Linked DNA regions of Homo sapiens: regions 1 and 3 are each linked to region 2. Evidence: chromatin contacts called from ENCODE Hi-C or POLR2A ChIA-PET data. All regions are on one chromosome and are shown on one strand. Each heading gives the region's core, a stretch centred on a gene start or an enhancer-like site at or near the end of the contact. The rest is flanking DNA. Distances are from core to core; before and after follow the strand shown.

Region 1 (4,234 bases), core at 35-2,534, 240 kb before region 2:
TTGAGGTAGTCTTTTCACATAGAATTTTCATTTGCCAGTAGCTTGATGTCTGCTACTCCTAGAAAGATTTCTTTAAGATCTAAAGATTACACGATGCCCCAAATTTGAGAACCTTTGAGCTCCCTATTGACCCGTGTTCTACCAATTGTGAAGTGGAACAAAGAACAAAGGACAAATTTAAGAGGTTTCTACAAAAGAGCTGGATACCAGCAAAAGACATGAAAAAAGATATAAACAAACTGTAGAAATAGGAAAATGTATAGTAAAATTTTATACATGTGTCATTTAGTTCCTCTTCCCTTAGGAAATTATGATACATTGGGAACAATTAATACAAGGATGATATATAATAAAAAATTATCATGACCTAAATGTTTATCAGCTTGGTTTGTTGAATAAATTATGGTACATACATATAATGGAATACTATGGACAGTAATAGATGAGATGGAATGCTACAGTTATTGTATATGTTAAGTTAAAATGCCAATTGCAGAACAGTGTGATCCAATTTGAAAAAAAATCTGGAAGAGACACACTACAATGTGGTAGGGTGACAGAATTTCTCTTCTTTGTGTCATTGATTTTTTTTTTTAGAGTAAGCATTCACTGCTTCTATAATCAGCAAAAACACTGAAACTTTTCCACCCACACCCCCATAAAACAAAAAAAAAGAAAGTATTTGTATGAGCAAGTAAGAATTTACATAAAAGGTGATACTATTTCCCTCCTCCCCCCACCACACACACATCTTTTTCCCCTGGTACTGGAATTCAAAAGTCAGTATCACTGTGGCAATGACGAATAGGCAAAGGTTTGGTAGAGCCATGATGTTCCGAGATTTTTATTAAAGAAATTCACAAGCCTGATGAGTTGAAGAAAGCCTAAAAAGCTTTCTCCTTTTATGGTGTTGTGTGTATATGTTTGCATGCCCTTAGATGCAGCTTCTCATGCATCTTTTCCAATGACTCGTGGAGACTCTGGGTCAATGTCAAGAGGGCAGACTCTTTTCATATTCCCTCTCCCTTCCTGATCCCCAGAGGAAGGCCTTCTTTTAGAATCCTTGGCTGCGCCCAGCACCAGCGCTGGGAAAACTTCAAGTAGAGGAGGCTCTACCCACATTCCCTCCACAGGACCATCTTCCTCCTCTCAGCTTCCCCTCTCACCACTCTCTGTCACCTGAGATACCCAAGCTACTCCCCATAGCCTGTTTCTGTCAGCTGTGGTCCCTCACCACACATACCTCTCACAGCCTTTCAGCCTCCAGAATAACATTGCTTTCTATTCCTGGCTCCCTGTTGAACCATGACAACTCCTATCTTGTCAGGGCAATGTTCCTGATTAAGAGGAATTAAAATCTCAAAACAGGGCAAATAATCAATACTCTGACAAGTAGTACGTCACCAGGGCTAGTCACATCTCAGAAAGAGAGTTAACCTGAAGGAATGAATCTGTAATATTGTAATTTAGCCAGGGTTACAGACTAATAAGGACAATATTTTGGGTGGGTGTATGTGTCCGTGTGGGGGTGGAGGCAGGAAGCTAATTAGCAACACAACAAGGACTAGAACTTTTGTTTCCCTGTTGCTCAATCCAGGGCTCTTCTGGCAATAGTTTGCTGCCTTTTTTTTCTCCTTTATTGGAATTTAACACTTTAAGTAGTATTGTATAATTTGAAGAAAATTTCATCCTTCAATACTTTAAAGAGGAAAAGTATTACATTGCTATAGAATGTGTGTAAAACGCTGATTTGAACAGTGTTTGTAGTCATTTTGGCATATCAAACGATTATTAAATTACAGTATCTCCAGTTTAAAGCAAAGAATCAAGATAGTATTAACCCCTGCCATACTGTTTGAGAGGCAGTGAGCTCTGAAATCAGATTGCCTGGGTTGAGTGGGCAGGCAGTCTTATTTACATGCAACGGCTAGTTTAGCCACACGCCAGCTGTGTGACCTTGGGCAAATTAACCTTGCCTCTCCATGCTTGCGTTTCCTCTTTCATAAAACATGAGCAATAAAGGTATCGATCTTACAGGGTTGCTGCTAGCATTGAATGAGTTGATGCATATAAAACATTTAGAACAGAGCCTGGCACAAAGTAAACACCCGATAGATGTCCCTTGTGCAATTAGCAGTTGATGAAATGAAAGTATAGGTCACAGCTACATATATATTTTGTTGGATGCTCAAGTCAGCAAAAAATATGTTAAACATACCAGTGAGAATAGTCAGGAAAACTTAAAAAGAACAATGATAAAATGAAGACTTGCATTTCCAGGCATTACTATCTTTTATACCACCTATCAGTACAATCAGTGAAATAAAATGAGACTGTAGTAACAGTAAACAGAACAATGGAACAGAATAGAAACCTCTAAAAGCAACCCCAAACACACACATGAATTTAGTACTAGCAAGATTGACATTTGAAATTTGGGAAGAAAAATTGAGCCACCCAATAAATAGTAGTAAGACAAATGGTGAGACATTTGGAAAAGTCATCAAATCTGTTTTTTATAATTTATACCAAACTAAGTTACAGGCGGATAAAGGTTAAATGTAAAAACAAAATAAAAATATGAAAGGATGAAAAGTAAGGATAGAGTATAAAGATAACTATAATCAGCTATCAAGGAAAGGAAAGACTTCACTTAAAAATAAAGGAGAAGCCATAAAGAAACAGCTAAATAGACTTTAATATGTACAATTATTAAAATTCTGTATATTAAAAAATTAAAGAACGGGGGAAAAGTTGAATATGGGGTCAAGAGCATTACTTGATAAAGCTCATTTATAAATCAGTTAGAAAATATGATGCCCACTGAAACAGAGAAATGGGTAAAGGACATGAAAGGTAAATTCCCAAAAGATACTAAATGACCAAAATAAAATAAGAAATTTCAGTTAGATTAATATTTGAAGGAATGCAGTTCCCTTAAAATGAGATACTATATCTCTTTTAATGAATTTACAACTTTTAGTAAATTATAATCCCCAGTATTTGTGAGAGTTTGGGGAATGGATATTTTCAAGTACTGTTAATAGGAGTGTATTTTGCTACAACATTTCTTCAGAGTATTTTAGTGGTGTGTCAAAAGTCTTAAAAATGCTTATAGCCTTTGACTAGTAATTCCACTTCTTAAAATTTGTCAGAGGGAAATAATTGGGAATGTAGCCAAAGGCTTATCTTTAAAGATACTGAACATTTCTCATAGTAGGAAAAAACAGAACAAAACAAAGGATTGGATAAATAGATTGGATTTTCCATATGAAGGAATAATATACAGTCACTAAAAACAATGTGTTTGGCAGGGAGTGGTGGCTCATGCCTGTAATCCCTGCACTTTGGACTTTGGGGAGGCCAAAGCAGGAGGAGAGCTTTAGGCCAGGAGTTCAAGACCAACCTAGGCAACACAGTGAGACCCCCATCTCTACCAAAAAAAAAAAAAAAAAAAAGAAAGTCAGACATGGTGGTGCACACACGTAGTCTCAGATACTTGGGAGGCTGAGGCAGAAGGATTTCTTAAGCCCAGGAGTTTGATGCTAGAGTGAGCCGTGGTCATGCCAATGCACTCCAGCCTGGGTGGCAGTGCTAGACGCTGCCTCTAAAAAAAAAGTTTGTTTAATAACATGGAAAACTTAACAGAATATACGATGTTAAAAAAAAACTGGCTTATAAAACAGTTCAATACCAACATTTTAAAATATGAATTCTTAAAGGGATGAAAAAATATGTTTCAAAGTCTTAGCAGCTGCTTATTTCTAAGTGGTGAAATTGAGGATTATTTTGATTTTCTTCTTTTTCTCTTTTTTTTTTTTTTACAGAGGGCATGTATTATCATTTTAGTTAAAATTTTAATTGAGACAATTATAGATTTACATGTAATTGTAAAAAATAATAGAGAGATCTCTGTACCCATTATCTGGGTTCCCCCAATGGTTATATCTTGCAAAACTATACTATGATATCACAACCAAGATATTGGCATTGATACAATCTGTAGATCTTATTCAGATTTCCCAAGTTTTGCTTGTACTCATTTGCATATGGGTGTGTGTTTAGTTCTATACAATTTTATCACATCTGTAGGTTTGGTTATTCACCAGCATAAGCAAGATACGGAGCAGTTCCTTTACCATAAGAAAGATCTCTCCTGTTACCTTTATACCCTCACCTACATTCCACTTTTTTAAATTTTTAATTTTTATGGATACATATTAATAGAAGTTAT
Region 2 (4,301 bases), core at 773-3,272:
ATTCTAAATGACATTTTATGCTACCTTGCTTGTTTCACTGTCTTTGAATCCTTTTTCAAGTATTTGTAGAAGATGCTTTTTCTTCACTGAAACTTCAGGATCAAAAACATAAAAAAGGCATTCCAGCATCCTTCGGTAGCTCCTTAAGAATAATTGAAACAGAAAAAGTTTGAGGATTGATTTCACAAAAGCTTAGCCATAGATAAGATAACCATATGTCCTGCCAGGGATATTTGTCATTGACATGCAATGTTCTAGTGTCATTATTAATAGCTCCCCTGCCTTCAACCTCAAAAACAGGCTCAATGTGGATAAATTATGAGGTCATCCTGGCCATGGGAGATGCATAAAAAGGAAACATTTACTAACAAGGTATATGTATATTTTTAATGCTGTAAACTTTTAAAATAGAAATTTTACAAATACAGTCACACTTTTGTAAAGTTGTTCCATAAAGAATTCAGCTTCTTACTCTGAATCATGCATATCTTCATTCTCCAAAAACTTTTGAAATTTCTCTTCGAATTTTAGTCTCAGAATACGGTTGTTAACTTTAATGATGCGTTTTACTTTTACTCCTGTAATACCGTATGTTCTGAAGTCCCAGGCACAAAAACGTGACAGAATTAATTCATAGCAGAAATTAAACCTATGTGGGAATACATACAGAATATACATGAAGAAAATAATAGATTTTCCTTAAAATGTTTAAGAACAGAAAACTACGTGATAAAAGTTATAGCTCATATTTTGTGTCTTTTGCTAAAGATACAGTAATCATATAGTGGCTCCGTTTATTTATTCATTTATTGCACATTTGTTCTGCCTGGAAGACAGGTTGGTTGAGCAATCTTCACTTTCTGAAACACTTTCTTAGCTTCAGGGAAACTTCATACGCCTTCCTCTTATTGGCTGCTCTTTCATAGTTTTCTTGCTGGGTCTTCTCAGACAGACTTTTAGATGTTGAACTGCCCAGGGATCAGCCTTTGGCCTTCCTCTTGCTTCCACGAACACTCTCCCTAGATGATTTCACGTGGTTCCTTGGCTTTATATACATCCTGATAAATTACAACATTTTATTTCTAGTCTTGATCTCTACTCAACTTAGCTGGTTATACCCAGACTTGAATATCCAACTACCTACTTGGTATGTCCATCTGCATGTTAAACAGGTGACTCCAACCTAACATAACTAACACTGCACCCCAAACCTGCTCCTCTGAGTATTTTCCATCTCAGTATATGGCACCACCATTTAACTGATAGCTTAAGTCAAAACCGTAGGAATAATCCTCTCCTTTCTTCCTCACCAGTATCTTTTTTTTTTTTTTTTTTTTTTTTTTTTTTTTTTTTTTGAGGCGGAGTCTCGCTCTGTCGCCCAGGCTAGAGTGCAGGGGCGCCATCTCCACTCACTGCAATCTCCGCCTCCCGGGTTCACGCCATTCTCCTGCCTCAGCTTCCCGAGTAGCTGGGACTACAGGCGCCCGCCATCACGCCCGGCTAATTTTTTGTGTTTTTAATACAGACGGGGTTTCACCGTGTTAGCCAGGATGGTCTCAATCTCCTGACCTCGTGATCCGCCCACCTCGGCCTCCCAGTGCTGGGATTACAGGCGTGAGCCACCGCGCCCGGCCCCAGTATCTAATTCTTTAGCAAGTCCGCCTGGCTCTACATCTAAAATCCATCCTGAATGTGATCGTGTTTCATCATCACCACTGTTACCATCCTAATCCAAATCACCACGATCTCTCATTGGACTACTGAAATAACTTCCTGACAATGAATACGGATGTGAAAGAGGCATTGTCTGCTCTAATGAAGCCTAAACAAGTAAAGCCAGAAATAAAATTTCTAAACTGAAAAAGGCTCTGAAGAGAAGCTTGGGGTAAGGAATGCAAAGGGGACCTACTTAAGATAGGGCCTTGGGGACGACCTTTCAGAGACGTTAAGATATTTGATCTGAAAATTGGAGGAGGAGGAGCAGGGGCCAGCTGTGTGAAAATAACACTGAAGTGCTTGTTTGCTCTCTGCTGCCCTCACCTGGCCATACGCATAAAATTCCGGTCCTGTCTAGCACAGAACCTAGATTAAGATGAGATTGAAAAACGGATCATTTTGAGAAGGAAGTAAATGGTCTTATAAGGAATACATTTGCCTTTAATGAAAGATCTAGGTCCTCACCTACATAATCAACCAGGGTCTGAAATGGGTGTGAGCTAAGGTCACAGAGGTGAGCTTCCTGATGGGTAGTCTCTCCTTGAGCCTAATAGCTGAGCTCCTAACTTAGGGCATCTATATTTCTCACAAGCAAATACTTAATCAATGCAGCCAGGATCTTATAAATTACTTCTCCCTTAGAGTTGAAAGGAGAGCTGCCTAAACCAAACTAATCCCAGAGGAGCTCGCAGTCTGGTAGAGGAGACAGATATGAATAGTGTTGCAATCAAGCATGATGCCTGCTAACCAGTTTAGAGTACCTACAAAACAGCCACATTAGCATCTGAGGTGGGGAAGCTACTGCCCCTCCTATAGAGGGATCATTTGCTGGGCCTAAATCTGTCAAATTTCCCCTAAGTAACATGTCCTGGAAGCTTTCTGCACTCTGATAGAAACTAGGGCTGTAGGCGTTTTAGATAAAGTTTTTGCTATATAGGGGATATTGGGCTTGAGGCGTCTCATGAATGGGTGGAAGGAATGAATAAACAATACCTAGCTCCTAGGCTGGTTCCCCAGGAAGGCAGGAGCTATGAAGTGTGATTTTTTCATGGAGATTTTATGTTGCCCAGGAATTCAGCAGCTGAGCAATGATGAAGTAAGTGTGAGGTATGCAAAAGCATTCTGGGTGAAGGAAACAGAACAAACAAAACCACTTATGTGGTGGAGTACTGCGTTTGCTTCAAGAGCAGTGCGGTACACAGTTCAGCTGACTTTAAAAGAGTTGAACAGAAGTTATGATAGTCTAAAACTATACAGTGGAGAACACTGATCCTTTACTGTAGGTGAAGAGTCTGCCAATAAAACAAAACAAAAGCCTTTGCAGCCATTTGTTACCTTCCAAATTACATTCAGACTCTTCACCTACAGTAGAGGATTCAATATTCTCCACTGTATGGTCTCTAAACTAATCATAACTCCTGTTCAAATCCTTTAGAGTCAGCTGAACTGTGTACCTTACCCTCATTCATTCAGTGGTACTTGAAGGTATAAACATTCACAATGATATATATCAATGACTAATATATTCAGTTACACAGAAAGATGCCTACACATTTTGTTAATATACAATAATGTGCTCATTTAGCAAATGTAGGCTACACACGTTTTTAAATGTTTGAAGCTTAATGTAATCTATTAAAATATACTTTATAATCCTATATAAAGGTTTAATAAATACTTTTACAGGCTTACTGACTTAAATCAACAGTTTCAAAGCCCTGTAAAACAGAAAGTTTCTGCTTATGTAGCTCCTTGAGATAGTATAGCATGAAATCTTTATAAAGAGGCAGATTAATTACTGAAAGTCATTATATACACCAAAGCAAAACTGTTGTGTATCTATAAAGTGATATGGAAGCTTCAACTAGTAAATATGTACTGGGCTATTAATCCAGTCCCATGCTAGATGTTATGTCTTATAAGACACAAAACATCATATCTTCCCCAAAGGAACTTACAGAGTCACTTATATATTGTTTTGTCGTATTTTAAAGGTGTTTTTTTTTTTTTAGTTGTAAATACACTGTATCTATGACCAGGCTGACAGCTTCTCAGGCACAAGGACAGCATCTTTTATGCTTTGAAGTCCCTACTTGATAAATGTTGTATGATGTCAATGGGTAACTCAATTGGCAACACATCGGTAAATAATACAAATCTATAATAATAAAGGTATAGTAGCAACAATCCACTCAACTAGCATGTCTCTATAAAATAAGATTTTTGTAAACTGGAAAATATAATAATTTTATTTCATAAAAGAAATGAAGCTAAGAGATAATGACATACAATTAGAAACATGCAGTGTTTTGTTGTTGTTAAAGACATAAAGATAATTTTAACAGAAAATCTTTCAGTCCTAGTTCTACTGAAATACTTTTTATTTAAATACTGAATCCTTAGCCTTAAAAATATTAATAGGAGAAGTCAGTGTTTAAATAAAACAACTAGAAATGTAGCATAGCAATTTAAAGCACTTAGTAGTTATTTCTTAACATACATAAAAGATCAGAGGAAAAGTAGCCAAGCTTGCAGTATGCTAAAACTAAAAAACAGTACTTTAAATTCTGCTAACATATATTTGA
Region 3 (4,541 bases), core at 1,376-3,875, 200 kb before region 2:
CAGGTGTAAGCCAGAGCTTGTGGAGGGAGGCTGCTAATAGATTGCAGAGCTCCTCTCCACCGTGGCCAGGTTGCAGGATTTCTGAGTAAGGGTGCTGTGAGCTTTTGGGGCAGGGCAATTCTTTGTTGGGTATGTCTTTACATAGTGCCCAGATCGTTAGCACTCTGATGACACCCTGGCTAGCTGGCACTATGGCCACTGTTCATCCAACACATTTCCAAAAGCATCTAAGGGATGTGAAAACATCCTCAATCAAAAACCACAAACCCCTTATTGTTCTTGAGGAAGAATATTCCCTCCCTAGATTCCTCAGTCCCTGTTTCCACTCACAGTTTCCACTCACTCTTTTTTTCCCCCGCCTAGGGACTGCCGATCTTGGAGGATCTGGATTTTTAAAGTTATTTTTGTATAATGCTTTTGTTATGGAAGATGGCAATTGCTTACGCACAACTGCCTTCATCTTAGCTGACCTGAATGGGCCTTAGCTGCCATGAATGGGCCTTAGCTGCCATGAATGGGCCTGACCCCAGACCATCAAAAGTGACCATTACTAAAAGGAGGGAAGGCAGGGTACCATTCTATTACATCTGGAATTAAAAATGAAGGTTACCAGTTATAGAAAAGACTTTCGGACTTTATTCAAAGCATTTTAATAATACTTAGAGAAGATTGATTTATTAAATGCTAGCAACTCTCATTTTAACATTAACTTCCGAACTTCAAGGAGGTTTTAAAAAATTGAATTTTAATTTTTAATTTTTGTGGGTACACAGTAGGTGTATATATTTATGGAGTACATGAGATACTTTGATACAGGCATACAATGTGTAATAATCACATCATGGTAAATGGGGTATCCACCCCCTCAAGCATTTATCCTTTATGTTACAAACAATCCAATTATACTCTTCTGGTTGTTTTAAAACATACAACTAAATTATTATTGACTATAGGCACCCCATTGCACTATCAAATACTAGGTCTTATTCATTCTTTCTATTTTTTGTATCCGTTAACCATCTCCACGTCCCCCCCAACCCTCCCACTACTCTTCTCAGCCTCTGGTAACTATCCTTCTACTCTCTATCAAGGAGGTTTAAATTTCAAGGAAAGGAGAATTCAATCAACGTGGGCTTATTGCTTCTCATGTCAACACTAAGCTATGTATTCCAGACTCTTCAAAAGAAGCATCAGATTTGCTACTTTATTTCAAGGATTCTAAAGTTCCATTGGAACAATACTATATTAACCCTGAAAATAATTAAAAAACAATTTCAGATATAGTTCAGAAGTAATTGTGAAAAGAGGTGAGATTAGGGAAAGATGACTCTGAGTCCAGATAACCCCAAAAAGCTTTTTAGAGAAGGATGAGGGTGGGGAGGCAGGTAGGGGGTTTATAATAGGATTTAAAAAGAGAAGGAAGAGCTATTTAAGGAAATTTGATTACTGCAAGTAACATTCTTCAAAACATTTAAAGAAAAACAAAAGTTTGGCAGGCAAGACTAGAAAAAGAAAACAACACTGGGGAGGGAAGTCACTGCTTCTTTTATTTCCATGACTGTTTTAAAGTCATATTTAGTTTCAGCCAAGGAAGAGCCTTTGACATCAGAGCACACAAAGTACTCTAGGAAATGAAGAGGATGAAAGTTCTACTGCATCAACGCCCAGAACTTTCTCCATTTGGCCACAGGTCGTTCTCATACATGGCCTAGTTTCTATGCACTCTAACTGGGTCCCTCTGAGGCTTGTGAATGGAAAACCCTCTTGCTTTCAAATGCTTGAAAACAAGAAAGATGCTACTATTGATGCCTCAAATACATGTAGGTATTTAGTGGGAAGCAATTAAATGTTTTGAAGGTCATTTCAAACGGAAATTAATCAAAAACAGTATTTTACTCTTTTGTGTATTAGAGTAGGCAAGACCTTGGTGTTTTCATTACATTCTCTGTTTTTATTTGCTGTTTACATTAGGATGTGAATAATGGCTTGGGTAAGGGGAGGATTTGGTACCAACCTAGGCTTTGGTTGCCAAACAGACACCAGAGTAAATTTGTGTGTGGTCAGAATCAGGTTGTAAGGTGCCAACACAGCACATGGCTTCAGTCTTTTTTTCTCTAATTGTAAAAGGACCTTGTCCCCATGGAGGGACCATTGCCTTGGCTTGTGGGGTCTTGAGTGATAGCCACAGTCTTTCTTCAGCACTTTCTCGACCTCATGAAAAGATACTGAAGCTTGAAAAGGGGATGTTCTTTCTGAATAGGAATGGAGAAGAGGGGCCAAGCAAGAATGATTCTATCTGTCTCCTGGCCGTTGATAGTGTCCCTGTACAGAGAGGAAATAACGTAGTATAATATGTAGCTTATGTTTGAATCAGCTTCTTTAAAAATACTGGAATTTTATTTATTTATTTTTGGTAGACACAGGGTTTCCTCATGTTGCCCAGGCTGGTCTCGGACACTTGAATTCAAGCAATCTGCCGGCCCCGCCGGGTGTGCCGCATGAGGGCGCGGGCCGCCCAAGGACCGCGAGTGGGGCCGCGAGTGCTGAGCCCGGCGCGCCCGAGCCGCTCCTCCTCCCGGCCTGCTCCCTGGGCGGAGCCGGGGCAGTGCGGCTCTGGGCTGGCCGAAGGGGTGGCGCTGCGATCCCGCAGGGCAGCGACGCGACTCTGGTGCGGGCCGTCTTCTTCCCCCCGAGCTGGGCGTGCGCGGCCGCAATGAACTGGGAGCTGCTGCTGTGGCTGCTGGTGCTGTGCGCGCTGCTCCTGCTCTTGGTGCAGCTGCTGCGCTTCCTGAGGGCTGACGGCGACCTGACGCTACTATGGGCCGAGTGGCAGGGACGACGCCCAGGTGAGGACCGGCCAAAGCCTCTCCCGAGTGGGAGGCCGGGCTCGGAGCTGCCGAGGCGTGTCCGGGTCTCCGGGGGTTCTGCAGTGATCCCGGGTCCTTTGTGGGTTGCGTGGAGCTTCCCGAAGGCCCGGCTGCCCCTTACGCAGGGGCTGCGGGTTGGGGAGGAAGAGGCGAGGGCTAAAAAGCCCCTTTGTCTTCTGTACTGGTCGGAAGATGGCATGGACTTGCCATTCAGGCTAGGAAACCTCTCCAGGGAGTGCCAAACTGTTAAGAGAGCACTGGAGTCGGCGGTGCTCCTGAGGACTCTGACATCTTACGCAGGACTCAAGGGATTCTGGTGTTGTCTCAGAGGACGATACTTTGAGAAACAGTGAGCGTCCCCCTGCGTTTGTAAGGGAAACTCCTTTGTAAGTACCGGAAGCCCGGTCGTTCTACTACCTGAAGTAGTCTGTCCTCCACTTCCCACTCCTGCAGTTTTGAAATAAAATCTGAGATAATCCGAAGTCCTTCACCTACTTACTCATTCTAGTCAAACACTAGAAAGAACTAAAAATGGCAGTTTGCTGGAGCGAGATCATTATTGGCATACTGCCTATCTCACTTTATCTGTGTCTTGCTTAATATTTGACATCGTGTACATTTGCTGTATGTTGGCTCAGCGCTTTACACACATAACATTTAACTTTTACAACAACTCTTACAAGGTAGGCATTATTAATCTTATTTTCCAGATAGGGAAACTGATGTTCAGAGAAATTAAATGACCTACCGAAAGCTAGGCTTTGGATCCTTAAGGACTTGGGGAAATGGGGTTTCCCTGGACCAAGTTTCTGGTATAAAAATACTCAAAGCATGTTACAAAGTTTGCTTGGAAGAGATAGTAGCTCGAAAGATAGACTATGTTTGGGGGGGGCGTTATGGGTTGGGCGTTGAGGGGGGTGATATTGATCCCAAGGTGAGAATTGGTTCCTGTGGACAAAAAAAAAAAAAAAAAAAAATCTGGTAATACAGTGGTTTGTGCCCCTCCAAAGCTTAACCCCACCCGAGAAAATATTATTCCTTAGTATTTCATTTTTCTGGTTGGGTTTTCTTGGGTATAGCATGTGCAGCACTGACATTGAGTTCACGAAAAATACACAACATGGACGCCACAGCAGTGCTACAAAACTATGGCAAGTGATTGGGCTTTCTCCTTTTAAAGCAGGAATCCCAAATACTGCACAACTTCATTAACCAAGGGCTTTCTCTTGATCGATTGTTCCACCTCAGCGGGGGAATATGTGTGCCTATTGGCTGCCATTGGCTGCCTTGCAGACGTTGTTTGTGTTTGATCTTTAGTGCTTTTGTGTTCACTTGGACTTGGAGAATTAAACGAAAATAGATTATATTTTATTATTTAATCCTACAAAAAATATTCAACCCATCAAATTATGTCAAGTGCTAAAAAGCAAAATTATTGACAACATCTGAATGAATATCTCTAAGCTACTAAGTTAAAAGTTATTTTCTCATATTAAGGAAAAGTTAAAAGTTAAGATCATTGAAAATTTTAAGAAATTCATTTAATATTTTCAGTTGTGTTTTGTCGGAAAAGAACAGTTTGAAGGATTTTAAATTTAATTACATTGTTATCATTATGTAGTTATATAATTTGCAAATTTGCACATGTAGTTTGATAAATTGCTATTTATCTAA

The links. A loop is a pair of places that touch in the nucleus more often than their neighbours do. ChIA-PET counts read pairs that join two places held with the same protein, here RNA polymerase II (POLR2A). Pooled maps may share reads with other maps.
Region 1: a map with no recorded cell type shows a loop between it and region 2 (6-fold over the local background). The contact joins two enhancer-like sites. A Hi-C loop is called at or near these places in 2 of 168 maps with a recorded cell type or tissue (kidney and pancreas), 1 of 37 single-sample maps with no recorded cell type and 2 of 50 pooled maps. POLR2A ChIA-PET finds 5 or more read pairs at or near these places in 1 of 52 experiments (WTC11).
Region 3: a loop to region 2 is called in a map of dorsolateral prefrontal cortex, with 13 times the contacts of the local background. The contact joins the promoter of DHRS7 here to the enhancer-like site in region 2. A Hi-C loop is called at or near these places in 43 of 168 maps with a recorded cell type or tissue (B cell, CD4-positive, alpha-beta memory T cell, CD8-positive, alpha-beta T cell and 33 more), 31 of 37 single-sample maps with no recorded cell type and 39 of 50 pooled maps. POLR2A ChIA-PET finds 5 or more read pairs at or near these places in 19 of 52 experiments (A549, BJ, CD4-positive, alpha-beta T cell and 14 more).

The regions. Positions count from the first base shown.
Region 1 is chr14:60,202,015-60,206,248 of GRCh38, reverse strand. No RefSeq gene overlaps it. Among named protein-coding and RNA genes, the nearest start is that of DHRS7, 39 kb to the right of the region's middle. Within about 2 kb of position 1,284, at least 2 of the 41 ENCODE cell types and tissues checked have a DNase peak (open chromatin) inside an H3K27ac peak, as active enhancers do.
Region 2 is chr14:59,962,937-59,967,237 of GRCh38, reverse strand. It overlaps LRRC9 (leucine rich repeat containing 9), which reads right to left. Exons shown (of 33, transcript NM_001395648.1): 11 at 473-649; 12 at 25-142. Among named protein-coding and RNA genes, the nearest start is that of LRRC9, 45 kb to the right of the region's middle. RefSeq lists an enhancer at 1,892-1,951. Within about 2 kb of position 2,022, at least 15 of the 41 ENCODE cell types and tissues checked have a DNase peak (open chromatin) inside an H3K27ac peak, as active enhancers do; they include B cell, CD4-positive, alpha-beta T cell, CD8-positive, alpha-beta T cell and 4 more, where a contact is called at or near this core.
Region 3 is chr14:60,163,482-60,168,022 of GRCh38, reverse strand. DHRS7 (dehydrogenase/reductase 7) reads left to right here and starts at 2,625. Exons shown (of 7, transcript NM_016029.4): 1 at 2,625-2,846. The coding sequence starts at 2,714. RefSeq lists a silencer at 2,392-2,661 and enhancers at 2,862-2,911, 3,102-3,161.